Linked DNA regions of Homo sapiens: region 2 is linked to region 1. A link is a contact called in ENCODE Hi-C or POLR2A ChIA-PET data. All regions are on one chromosome and are shown on one strand. The core of a region is the stretch at or near the end of the contact, and the rest is flanking DNA. Distances in the headings are between cores, read along the strand shown.

What was found. A loop is a pair of places that touch in the nucleus more often than their neighbours do. ChIA-PET counts read pairs that join two places held with the same protein, here RNA polymerase II (POLR2A). Pooled maps may share reads with other maps.
Region 2: a map of naive thymus-derived CD4-positive, alpha-beta T cell shows a loop between it and region 1 (4-fold over the local background). The contact joins two enhancer-like sites. A Hi-C loop is called at or near these places in 3 of 168 maps with a recorded cell type or tissue (Caco-2 and naive thymus-derived CD4-positive, alpha-beta T cell), 2 of 37 single-sample maps with no recorded cell type and 8 of 50 pooled maps. POLR2A ChIA-PET finds 5 or more read pairs at or near these places in 9 of 52 experiments (AG04450, BJ, CD4-positive, alpha-beta T cell and 6 more).

What each region holds. Positions count from the first base shown.
Region 1 is chr11:3,010,670-3,016,937 of GRCh38, forward strand. It overlaps CARS1 (cysteinyl-tRNA synthetase 1), which reads right to left. Exons shown (of 23, transcript NM_001014437.3): 17 at 5,112-5,180; 18 at 1,526-1,607. Among named protein-coding and RNA genes, the nearest start is that of CARS1-AS1, 16 kb to the right of the region's middle. RefSeq lists an enhancer at 3,746-4,245. Within about 2 kb of position 3,467, at least 5 of the 41 ENCODE cell types and tissues checked have a DNase peak (open chromatin) inside an H3K27ac peak, as active enhancers do.
Region 2 is chr11:3,093,929-3,099,724 of GRCh38, forward strand. OSBPL5 (oxysterol binding protein like 5) reads right to left here. Exons shown (of 22, transcript NM_020896.4): 15 at 309-406. Among named protein-coding and RNA genes, the nearest start is that of CARS1, 39 kb to the left of the region's middle. RefSeq lists an enhancer at 1-446. Within about 2 kb of position 1,908, at least 13 of the 41 ENCODE cell types and tissues checked have a DNase peak (open chromatin) inside an H3K27ac peak, as active enhancers do.

The DNA of each region.
Region 1 (6,268 bases), core at 2,217-4,716:
TCTCCTGCAGCCTGTGGAGCCCCGAGCTCCCGAAACTCTTTCCTGCCCTCCTGCCTCCTGCTCCACTGTCCCCTGCCCGAAACAGGCCCAGATTCGGCTCCTCCGCCTCTCGGCCCCTCCACCCACCCAGGCTTCCTGATCCTTCCTCAAGGTGCAGCTTCTCCTAGAGGCTTGCTGGGTCTCTGTCTGCTCTGTCTTCAGCATGCCCTGCCTGGATGCTGCCCCACTGTGACCCTCCATAATGGGCTCTGCACAGATGGGGACCAGGTGGATCCTAGGTCAGACTTCCCACCACACAGAGGCCCCCTGGGGAGGGAGAATTAGCACAGCAGGTGATGGAGTAGCACTCGAGGTCAGTGTGACCCGGCCAGGGCTCTCCTTTCCTCTTTTGGAGGATCATGGTGGTAAATGAGGCAATGTGCAGAAAGCAGTGGGCAGGGCCCAGCACATCCTAAGTCCTCAGTGTGTGTTCCCAGCTGTGCTGTTACTCACCAATTCAGAACCACTCACAGGAAGAAGCAAAGGCCTGCCTGATGCTGCTTTTTGCTGTGTTTAACACTTTCTTAAAACTGGCAGTCAAAACGAATGCTCAGATTCAGCACTTTCTAAGTCTTAAACCACACACATCTCAGAAATTTCAAAAGATGAAGGAATGGCCAGGCGCGGTGGCTCACGCCTGTACTCCCAGCACTTTGGGAGGCCGAGGCGGGTGGATCACGAGGTCAGGAGATCGAGACCATCCTGGCCAACACGGTGAAACCCCATCTCTGCTAAAAAAAAAAAAAATACAAAAAATTAGCCGGGCGCGGTGGCAGGCGCCTGTAGTCCCAGCTACTCAGGAGGCTGAGGCAGAAGAATGGCGTGAACCCGGGAGGCGGAGCTTGCAGTGAGCCGAGATCGCGCCACTGCACTCCAGCCTGGGAGACAGAGTGAGACTCCATCTCAAACAAACAAACAAACAAAAAGATGAAGGAATGGCTGCTTATGGACAGTGAGGGGCCACTGTGTGAACCCCAAGTTCAAGCATTCATCTGGCATGCCTGAGCAGAAAAGGGAACCCTGGAAGCTGCAGCTCGGCTCCACTCGGCAGCAGGAACGAGCCACACCTCAGCGCACCCAGCCTACCAGGTCACCAGGAACAAAAATAAGCCCCAGTGTGAGCCAAATGGCAGGTGGTGACTGGGCTGGTCAGAGGACCCACCATTCTGCCTCGGCTCAGAGAAGGAGAGGCAAATCAACCCTGGCCCATCATATCACATCCTCGGTCCCCACTGCCCACTCAGCTGCACTCACTCGAGGATTCTGCCCTGCAGGGACATGTGGGGCTGTGGTGACTGGAGCGTGTGGTACTAATGCACCTGGTGGGTCCAGGCCCGGGATGCCGTTCAACACCCTGTGGTGCACGGGGCAGCCTTCCCAGAGGATGATCCGGCCTGAACGCCATAGTGCCTCGGGGGAGACGCCCGGTCCGGGGAGCCCAGTGAGGGGAGTGGCTCCCACACTCTTTCCAGCAACTGGTCCTCACCTTTTTGCTCTCGGGCAATCTTCCGCACTCCTTCTCGGAATTCTGATAACACCTGAAGGTAGGGCATGACTGTGGCCTCGAGCTGCGGAAAGAACAGTTTTGGTTCACTGAGAGCTGCTCACACTCCCATATTCATAACAGAATAATAGCTCAGTGGCCGCGACACAGGGCAGGGACTGGCATGGGCAGTGCTGCTGTGCACACTACAGCTGTGACCGGCATCCCAGAGCCTGGACGCTCTCGTCCCTGACACACAGTCCCTGCTAGGTGTGCGAGTCACACAGACTCTCAGGCCAGAGAGCATGAAGTGAGCTTCCTTTCTACTGCAGCAGGTGGGTCTGCCGCCGCTCTGCCCAGCTGCTGACAGGCCCTGCTTTCCTCAGGTCAGACACGCTGCTGTGAAACAGCTTGTCTTTATGGTTTCAGAGGGGCCAGCTCTGGGAGGGACTATTTCCTAAGGAGCCCAAGGACATCACTCCCCAGGCTGGGGCCTTACCTATGCTGAGGCTGGCGGCTCCCGGGCCGTGCTTTCGTCTGATCTGTGGTCACACATACACTTGTTTAAGATGAATGATCTCCATTAAGCACCTACTATCTACATGCACATTAGCAGCTACACGTAGATTCACCACCCACAGTAACACTGGGGAGGTGGCCACAGGATAGAAAAACCTTTCTACTATATTTCCCTTTTTTTTTTTTTTTTTTTTTTTTAAGACGGAATCTTGCTCTGTTGCCAGGCTGGAGTGCAATGGTGTGATCTCGGCTCACTGCAACCTCAGCCTCCCAGGTTCAAGCGATTCACCTGCCTCAGCCTCCCGAGTAGCTGGGATTACAGGCAAGCGCCACCACGCCTGGCTAATTTTTGTATTTTCAGTAGAGATGAGGTTTCACCTTGTTGGCCAGGATGGTCTCAATCTCCTAACCTTGTGATCTGCCCGCCTTGGCCTCCCAAAGCATTTCCCCTTTTTTTTTTTGAGATGGAGTTTTGCTCTCATTGCCCAGACTGGCATGCAATGGCGATCTCGGCTCACCGCAACCTCCACCTTCCAGGTTCAAGCGATTCTCCTGCCTCAGCCTCCCGCGTAGCTGGGATTACAGGCATGCGCCACTACGCCCAGCTAATTTTGTATTTTTAGTAGAGACAGGGTTTCTCCATGTTGGTCAGGCTGGTCTCGAACTCCCGACCTCAGGTGATTCACCCACCTCAGCCTCCCAAAGTGCTGGGATTACAGGCGTGAGCCACCATGCTGTGCTAGCATTTCTCTTTTTCTAATAGGACAGAAAAGGTTTTAGGCTTTTGAGCAAGGTTGCTCCCTGCCCCTTAGCTGATTCAGCAGCTCAGTAACCAAAATAAAAACATTAGCAAGTGCTGGCTGGGCGCGGTGACTCACAACTGTAATCCCAGCACTTTGGGAGGGCGAAGTGGGTGGATCATGAGGTCAGGAGTTCAAGACTAGCCTGGCCAACATAGTGAAACCCCCGTCTCTACTAAAATACAAAAAAAAATTAGCCGGGCATGGTGGTGCATGCCTGTAGTCCCAGCTACTCAGGAGGCTGAGGCAGGAGAATCACTTGAACTCGGGAGGCAGAGGGTGCAGTGACCGGAGATTGCGCTACTGCACTCCAGCTGTGGAAAGAAGAGTTTTTGTTCGCTGAGAGCTGCTCACACTCCTATATCCATAACTGAATAATAGCTCAGCGGCCACGACACAGGGCAGGGACTGGCATGGGCGACAGAGTGAGACTCTGTCTCAAAAACAGAAACACACAAATTTAGCAAGTGCAAAAGTCAGGCAGGCTAGCAAGCCCTTAAGTCTAAGCCAAGCTCCCTGAGACCCAATTCTGCATCTGAACTTTGGACTTCTTGGGGGTTTTCGATCTGTATCTCCACCCACCACACAGCCAGCCCAGACAAGCCTTGGGGAAGGACAGAAAGGGAGGCATTCACCCCACTGCTAGGCTCAGTTCCAGCCCTAGGGGCACTGGAGGGGAACTCTCAGAATGGCTGCAGGGGTGTGTCTCAAGAACGCCTGGGGCTGCAACCCCCACCTGAGCATGCTAGCAGGTGGCTGTGTGGCGACACTGAGGTGGTACAAGATGGAGGAACTGCCTCCCTTGCTCCTAAAACCATTTGGATTTGGAAGTTAATCCATGAACGTCAAATGGCCATGATGTGTGGGCACAGGACGTTTTGTCAGCAGGCTCACCATTCGCCGCAGCTGCTTCTTCGCAATCAGCTGACTGCAAAGGCCAAATGAGGCTGCCTGGGGGATGCGGATGCGTGTCCACAGCACGCTGAAGGCACCCCCACAACCACAGCAGCCGTTAAGATGAAAAACACTGCAGTTCAAAGGCAGGCTGACTTTAACCCAGGAGGTGTGTTTTGGTTTTTTGTTTTTAAAGAAAATAAATATCTTAGTATCATTTGCGCAAGAGAACAAAGAAGCTATGTGGGTTTTCTTAAAAGCACCAAAGAAGGTTCATATCAGGAAGTCTCAAAAATACCACACCAACTACCACAACCAAGCTAGCTAGCGCTAAGGCTGGCAAAAGGCACCAGGCACATGGGCTAGGTGCTCTGGCAGGACTTCTTACAACACGGACTGTTTTCTCTTTGCAAGTTGGTTCCTGGGGGAGCATCTGTAAGCTCCATCCGCATGGGGGCTCTTCACACCACTTGTCATTAGGAAACAGGATTTTAAAAAGGTTTTGCATTTTGACTTTGTATTAAGCTCCTGTTTTAATTAAAATTACAGTTGTTCTATTTAAATATTTAGATCTGCATTCTAATCGAATAGTCAAAGAGCATTCTTGACCTGGGAGCAGGTGGAAGTCCATCTTTAAGAAGCCTGACTGTGGGTGTGTCAGACGGGACAGGGGTTCTACAGCAGAAGGACAGGACTGACAGTGTGTGTCTGCTCACATGCCAACTGCAAACAGAAGCCAGCAACAGACTGCCAGGGTGTTCTGGATGGATTTTCTCACCGCACAGACCCACTAGACAGGGGGCTCTACAGGATGACCTCCCCCTGACCTGTGGGCCACAGCTCTGGGGCAGGGGGTCCTGGCTCAGGCCATGTGGACCGACCTGGGCTCAGGGTCAGGACTGGGCCTGTTAGGGCATCTGCCCAGCCCCATGGGGACCGAGGCAGACAGTGGCGTATCTCCCCATCAGTGTAAATTCTGTGCTGTTTGTGAGCTCTGCAGCCTTTCGATGAAGCATTTACTGAATACAGGTCAGTATATGTGACGAAGTCATGTGTGTTCATGATGCCAAGTGGCCGCAGCAAAATGCAAATAAGCAGCGGCCTATGTAGTTGGGGTCCAAGACCAAGCTCATGGGACAGCACAATGGCAAAGTGCCCCAAACCAACAGTCACAACCAAAGCAGACCCTCCACACCGGCAGGGCAGCTGACCACACTTAGCACTCTCAGAGCCAGAATTGCCATTTAGCTCGAGGCGCTGTCCGGAAGGGTCTGGTGTGGGTGGGCAGACAGAGGAGGGGCAGTTCAGAGGGACACAGAGGGGTAGGGAGTGGGGAGGGAGCAGGTGCAGAAGGCAGGACCCTGCATGCTACTCACACTGAGGCTGGTTCCAGGCCCTCCGACCGGGAATCCCAGGGAGCTGTCCTCTTCTACGGCCCCAAAGATCTAGGAAAAGAAACAGATGGGACCTGAAGCTGCGGCAAGATGAAGGCGGCATGTGGCGAGCAGCTGTGAGCTGTGTTCCTCGTTCACGGGAGGGGGTGCCCCAAGACCAGGAAAGAGATGGAAGCAGCAGCTCCAGGAGCCCCAGAAACCCGAGCCTGAGGGTGCCCTCATTGCTCCAGGATGGCCCTGACTCACAGCTACCCTCTCCAGCTCTGTTTCAGCCAGAAGCCACTGGAGCCCAACAACAAGGAAAGAGGAGGAGAGGGGAGGGGAGTTGAGTCCAGGCCCTGCTGGCCTTTCAAGGTGCACTGCGGGGAAGGGCTCTGCACAGGATGTGTTCAGAGAGGAGGCCTTGTCCCTGGTTTTGCTTCTCTTTTTTTTTTTTTTTTGAGATGGAATCTCACTCTGTCGCCCAGGCTGGAGTGCAATGGCGCAATCTTGGCTCACTGCAAGCTCTGCCTCCTGGGTTCATGCCATTCTCCTGCCTCAGCCTCCCGAGTAGCTGGAACTACAGGAACCCGCCACCATGCCTGGCTAGTTTTTTGTATTTTTTTTAGTAGAGACGGGGTTTCACCGTGTTAGTCAGGATGGTCTCCATCTCCTGACCTTGTGATCCGCCCGCCTTGGCCTCCCAAAGTGCTGGGATTACAGGCGTGAGCCACAGCGCCTGGCGTGGTTTTGCTTTTCAAACTCCAAGATGGGAGTAGAGGGAAACGGAGTCAAAGGAAAGAAATAGCTCTGAGTAAGGACAACTATATGGATGTTACTTATTTTTGTCTGGTTTTGAGACAGGGTCTCCCCTCTATTGCCCAGAGTGGAGTGCAGTAGTGCAATCACACCTCACTATTCAACCTCCTGGGCTCAAGCGAGCCCCTCACCTCAGCCTCCCAAGCAGCTGGAAAACAGGTGTGTGCCACCACACCTGGCTAATTTTTAATATATTTTATAGACCCGGGATCTCACTATGTTGTCCAGGCTGGTTTTGAACTCCTGGGCTCAGGTGATACACTCACCTGGCCTCCCACAGTGTTGGATTATAGATGTGAGCCACTGTGCTCCGCTTATGGGTGTTATTTCTAACGCGTGAA
Region 2 (5,796 bases), core at 658-3,157, 82 kb after region 1:
GGGTGCCTGGGAGCCCAGGAGGGATGGACCCAACCCTCGCCAACGAGGCCTTCGGGACCCCCACGCCTCCGCTCAAGGATGTAGTGTCCCTGCCACAGAGACAGGGCCTAGGCTGGCTCTGCTGTGTGGCTGCAGGCAGCAGCCTCCCTTCTCTGGGCCCTGTCTGTGTTCCGGGATGTCAACAGCTGCTCCCCTTATGTGCACTGCCTTGGGGAACCTTCCTTGGGGCCTGGGGAGAGTGTGAGGGGGATCCCCAAGGCTTCGTTCCTTCCCTGGCCTCGTCTCCCCCAGGCTGCAGCCAGCGCTACCTTGAGTTTGAATTCCAGCTGGGCCTGGAAGTTGTTCTTCGCACACTCGATGGTGACCTTCCCACCCAGCTCCAGGGTCATCGTGCCATACAGGATTCCTGAAATGCAGCCAGTGTCAGGGGCCAGGCGGCCCCAGCCCTGCTGAGCCCCAGGCCCTGCTGAGTACCGACCCAGCAGCACCGATCCCTGAGTCCCGACCCAGCAGCACCGATCCCTGGGAGGCCTGTGTCAGTCCCTGGGAGGGTGAGAAGGACAGGAGGCGCTGGGAGCAGAACCCCACAGGGAGAGGCTGGTGGGGGTGCGGAGCCTGGGAGGTGCGGAGCCTGGGAGGCACGGAGCCTGGGAGGCACGCCTGGTCCCTCAGGGGCCGTCTCCCCCACTAAGGGGGCTCTGTCCTCGCCAGGGCCTTTGCTCATGTCAGGTGTCGCCTCCTGTTCCAGCCTCCTGGGAGGCCACCAGCCCTGTGAGACATGCATCGTGCTTCACTTGACTCTGCAGTTCCCGCTCTGGCATTGGGCTCCTGAGGGCAGGCATCTTCTCGCTCACTGCTGCGTCCCAGGATGGCACCCAGAACACAGAGGGCACCAGCACCCATGATGGCATCCCGTATGTTTAAAAAAATTAATACGTCTTTCTTTGTTTTGTTTTTTTTCAATTAATGAAGGAAAGAACAACTTTTCCATGTCTGGCATATGGAGGAGGTAATCTAATTAAAGAAGCACCACCACCTCCACCATCAAAACCCAAACATTTGCACTCTAAAAACCACTTAGAAATGTGTGGCAGAATATGTCTCTTAAAAATGAAGAAAAGAAACAACAAGCTACTTGTTGCAACAAAGGCTTGAAACACCCCCAAATCCCTCCAGAGGGGGCTGTGTGAGTGCACCCTGGCCCATGAGCACGATGGAAAGCTATGCAGCCTAGAAAGACAAAGCGGCATCTCTGTGCAGCTCTGATGGGGGGAGGTCTCCAGGCTCCACGGAGAGGAAGAAGGCCCAGGAGGCGGAGGTTGTAGTGAGCCAAGATCACACCACTGCACTCTAGCCTGGGCAACAGAGTGAGACTCTGTCTCAAAAAAAAAAAAAAAAAAGAAAAGAAAAGAAAGAAAAGCAAAGCAGGTCTGACCTCCAGATTGTGATCACTAAATATTATTTCCTAGTGAAGGGAACCTGGAGCTCCCGGGAGAAATGGTCGATTTGAGGTCTAGTGTAGGAAATGTCCTAGGTGCACACATGGTCAGGGCAGAAGGAAGAATACCAGCAGAGGTACTGGGGTGTGCAGGGGGCCCCTGAGCCAACTATGGCCCCCATTGGCCAAAGATGGGGCAATTTCAATATCAATAAAGTTAATAACTGAAAGGTTCTGAAATCACCAAATACGTTCCTATCAAATAATACGTGGCAATAATGACCTTCGCCAGTCACCTTTGGAAGACAGCAGGGGAAAAAAATCATTATTTTGAAAATATAAAAAACCTGGGATTTATCCTAAAACAAACCAATCCTGTTGGGTAACCACATAGTAGACAAGGGGAAGTTTCTCTTTTGAGAAGCCTTCCGGTGATTAAGTGAAAGAGGATGGAACGTCACCATCTAGCAATGCCTTTTACATGAATGGATCCAGGCATTGAGAATCAATGTCCACTAATGTCACAAGGAACAACAGGCCCTGTGCACCCTGCTGTGGAAAGACACAAAACCCCCATTAAGCGTCGTGTTGAAAAAAACTGTGCTGAACGTGATCAGGCATCTCGAGATCAAATCAATTCGTGGTTTATAGGAAATCCCCAGGGCAGAGGAATGCAGCCAGGAAAATCCATGCTAGAGGGGACTAGGAGGAAATGAGTAATACTCTGCAAGGGAAAAACAGGAGGGAGGGACATCAAGGAGATGTAAACATAGGACATCCATGCACGGAGCATGGCCTGATGCAGAGACCCAGCCAAACGGCCAACTGTCACGTGTGTGGGGGATCAAGACACAGGCACGTGGCAGCTGGGGATATGAACCAGATTGTAGACTCGATGACAACTAAGAGTTTGTTTGTTTGTTTTTCATCTGATGATAGTATTGTGGCTATGGTTAAGAAGGGAAATCCCGGCCTGGCGTGGGGGCTCACGCCTGTAATCCCAGCACTTTGGGAGGCCGAGGTAGGCTGATCACCTGAGGGCAGGAGTTTGTGACCAGCCTGGCCAACATGGTGAAACCCTATCTCTACTAAAAATACAAAAATTAGCTAGGTGTGGTGGCGCACGCATGTAATGCTAGCTACTCGGGAGGCTGAGGCAGGAGAATCGTTTGAACTCAGGAGGCGGAGGTTGCAGTGAGCTGAGATTGCACCATTGCACTCTAGCCTGGGCAACACAGCAAGACTCTGTCAAAAAAAAAAAAAGACAGAAAGAAAGAAAGAAAGAAGGGAAATCCTTAACTTTAGTGATATAAAATAAAATAAAATACACAAATGACATGACATGATATTTGGGATTTACTTCCAATTAATTCAGGGGAGAGCATGAAGGTGGGTGCATTGCTGTGCTGTGGGTATATGGGGTGTACTGTACTTTGATATATGTTTGAACTTTGCCATAATAAAAAGTTGAAAAAATATATGAAGCATGGATGAGTCAATGAGCATGCAAGAAAAGATGGGAATTCTCCCACAAGAAAAAATAAAGGGGAGAAGACGGGAGGAGGAGAGGAAAGAGGGAGGAGATGGGAGGAGGAGAAGAGGAAAGAGGGGGAAGGTGGGAGGAGGAGAAGAGGAAAGAGGGGGAAGACGGGAGGGGGAGGAGAGGAAAGAGGGAAGACAGGAGAAGGAGAGGAAAGGGGGAAGATGGAAGGAGGAGAAGAGGAAAGAGGGGGAAGATGGGAGGAGGAGGAGAGGAAAGAAGGGGAAGATGGGAGGAGGAGGAGAGGAAAAGGGGGGAAGAGAAAGAGGGGCATTTGTCGATCTGAGATCTTGGTTTCTGAGGTTGCCGTGGAAAGTGGTAGACAGGTCCTTGGGTCAGAGTAACCAGGAGAGATTTTTTCCGAGACATTTCCACTAAGCAGGCACTCTCACATGGCTACACCCTCAACAGAAGGAACAGTCGCAGAAAGGCCGTTCATTCCAGAGGGAGAGTCAAGGAAACATTTGTATTGGGCCTGCGCTCCGGGGTTAAAAAGAAACCCCAGAACTCTCCATGAATGTGTAGGGTAAGTTTGGGATTCAAATCTATACTTCCTCTGTGTCCCAGAAACAACCTACTAAGAAAATGTGAGAGCCAACAAAACAATTTCAGCCAACAAAACGAAAACAAACAAACACAAAACTAGCAAATTAGAATCCCAAGGTTTTACTAAATACAGCCATTCTTTGAATAATTATCGAGCACCTTCAAGGGCAACACTATGGTCAGTGAGGACACAGCAGCAAACAAAACAGAATATGAGAGTGACCAGCTAGAGATGATAAAACAACTGTGCTTATTACAATGCTCAAAGATTTATGAGAAAGGATTGGAAACATGACCAAGGAACAATGCACGAGTATAAAAAGAACAGGCAAGGCCGAGCGCACTGGCTCACACCTGTAATCCCAGCACTTTGGGAGGCCGAGGCAGGCGGATCACCCGAGGTCAGGAGTTTGAGACCAGCCTGGCCAACACGGTGAAACCCCATCTCTACTAAAAATACAAAAAATTTGCTGGGCGTGGTGGCGGGCGCCTGTAGTCCCAGCTACTCAGGAGGCTGAGGCAGGAGAATTGCTTGAACCCAGGTGGTGGAGGTTGCAGTGAGCTGAGATCATGCCATTGCACTCCAGCCCGGGCAACAAGAGTGAAACCCCAACTTCGTCTCAAAACAAAAATAAAAACAAACAAACAAAAAAACCAGGCAGGTTTGAAATGAAACCAAGTAGAACTTCTTGGGAAACAATATATCAAAATGGAAAACTCAGTGGATGAGTTACACGTCAAGTTAATTAGAGTTAAAGATACATCTACATAAGTTATCTAGAATGCAAAGAGATAAGAGATACGATGGAAACATTAAGAGAGACAAAGCAAAGGAGGAGATGGTTCAAATTCTGTCTCATTGGAGTTCTAGGAAAAATGGAGAAATCAGGAGTGAGGCACTTAAAAAAAATGGCTAAAATTTTCTGGACTTCATCAAAGCCACGAAACCTCAGGTTCAAATAATTCAAACAAACAAAAACCTTCAATCAGCAAAAATTAAAAAGAAATCCAGAGCTATCAAGCCATAAAAAGACATGAAGGAATTTTTTTTTTTTTTTTTTTTTTTTTTGGAGATGGAGTTTCGCTCTTGTTGCCCAGGCTGGAGTGCAATGACATGATCTCAGCTCACTGCATCCTTCAACTCCCGGGTTCAAGTGATTCTCCTGCCTCAGCCTCCTGAGTAGCTGGGATTACAGGCATGCATCACCATGTCTGGCTAATTTTGTATATTTATTAGAGACGGAGATTCTCCATGTTCGTCAGGCTGGTCTTAAACTCCTGACCTCAGGTGATCCATTTGCCTCAACCTCCCAAAGTGCTGGGATTACAGTTGTGAGCCACTGAGCCCAGCAAAGATTTTTTTTTTTTTTTTGAGATGGGATCTCACGCCAGCCCAGGCTGGCATGCACTGGTGCCACGATGGCTCCTCAAAGCCTCTGCCCCCTGGGCTCAGGTTATTCTCCCACTTCAACCTCCCAAGGCTGGGACCACAGGTGCACCACCATGCCTGGCTAGTTTTTTGGTACTTTTTGTAGAGACAGGGTTTTGCCATGTTGCCCAGGCTGGTCTTGAACTCTTGGGCTCAAGTGATTCCCCCAACTCTACCTCCCAAAGTGCAGGGATTTATAGGCATGAGCCATCATGCCTAGTGGAGGAATCTTTAAGTGCATATTGCCAAGTGAAAGACGCCAATCTGAAAACGCTCCACACCGTATGATTCCAACTACATGACATTCCGGAAAAAGCCAGGGCCTGGAGGGACTGAGGAATATGTGGCTCCATCTAGTCACGTCTAATCATAAGGGATTTTTAGGGTAGTGCAACTATTCTGTGAGATGTGGTAATGGCAGATACATGTCCTTCTGTATTTAGCAAAACCCACAGAATGAGCAACACAAGGAGTGAAAAGGAAGGTGAACTGTGTACTCAGTTAGTAACAATGTATGAGTATTGGCTCATCGATGATACCAAATGTAGCACCTCAGTGTGAGATGTTAATAACAGGGGAAACTGTGTAGGGGACACACAGGAACTCTCTGTACTTCCTGCTCAATTTTTCTGTAAACACAACACTACTGTAAAAAAGAAAGTCTGTTAATGAAAAAATAAAAAAGAAATCCAAACTTTGAAACACTGTAGCAAGACTACAGGGCACCAAGGCAAGGAAAATATCTTCAAAGCAGCTACAGGGAAAAGCAGATTAGGTAACAAATAGGCTGACAGCTGATCATCCCCAACAGCAATGGAAGCCACAAGGCAAGCAAAACGCACA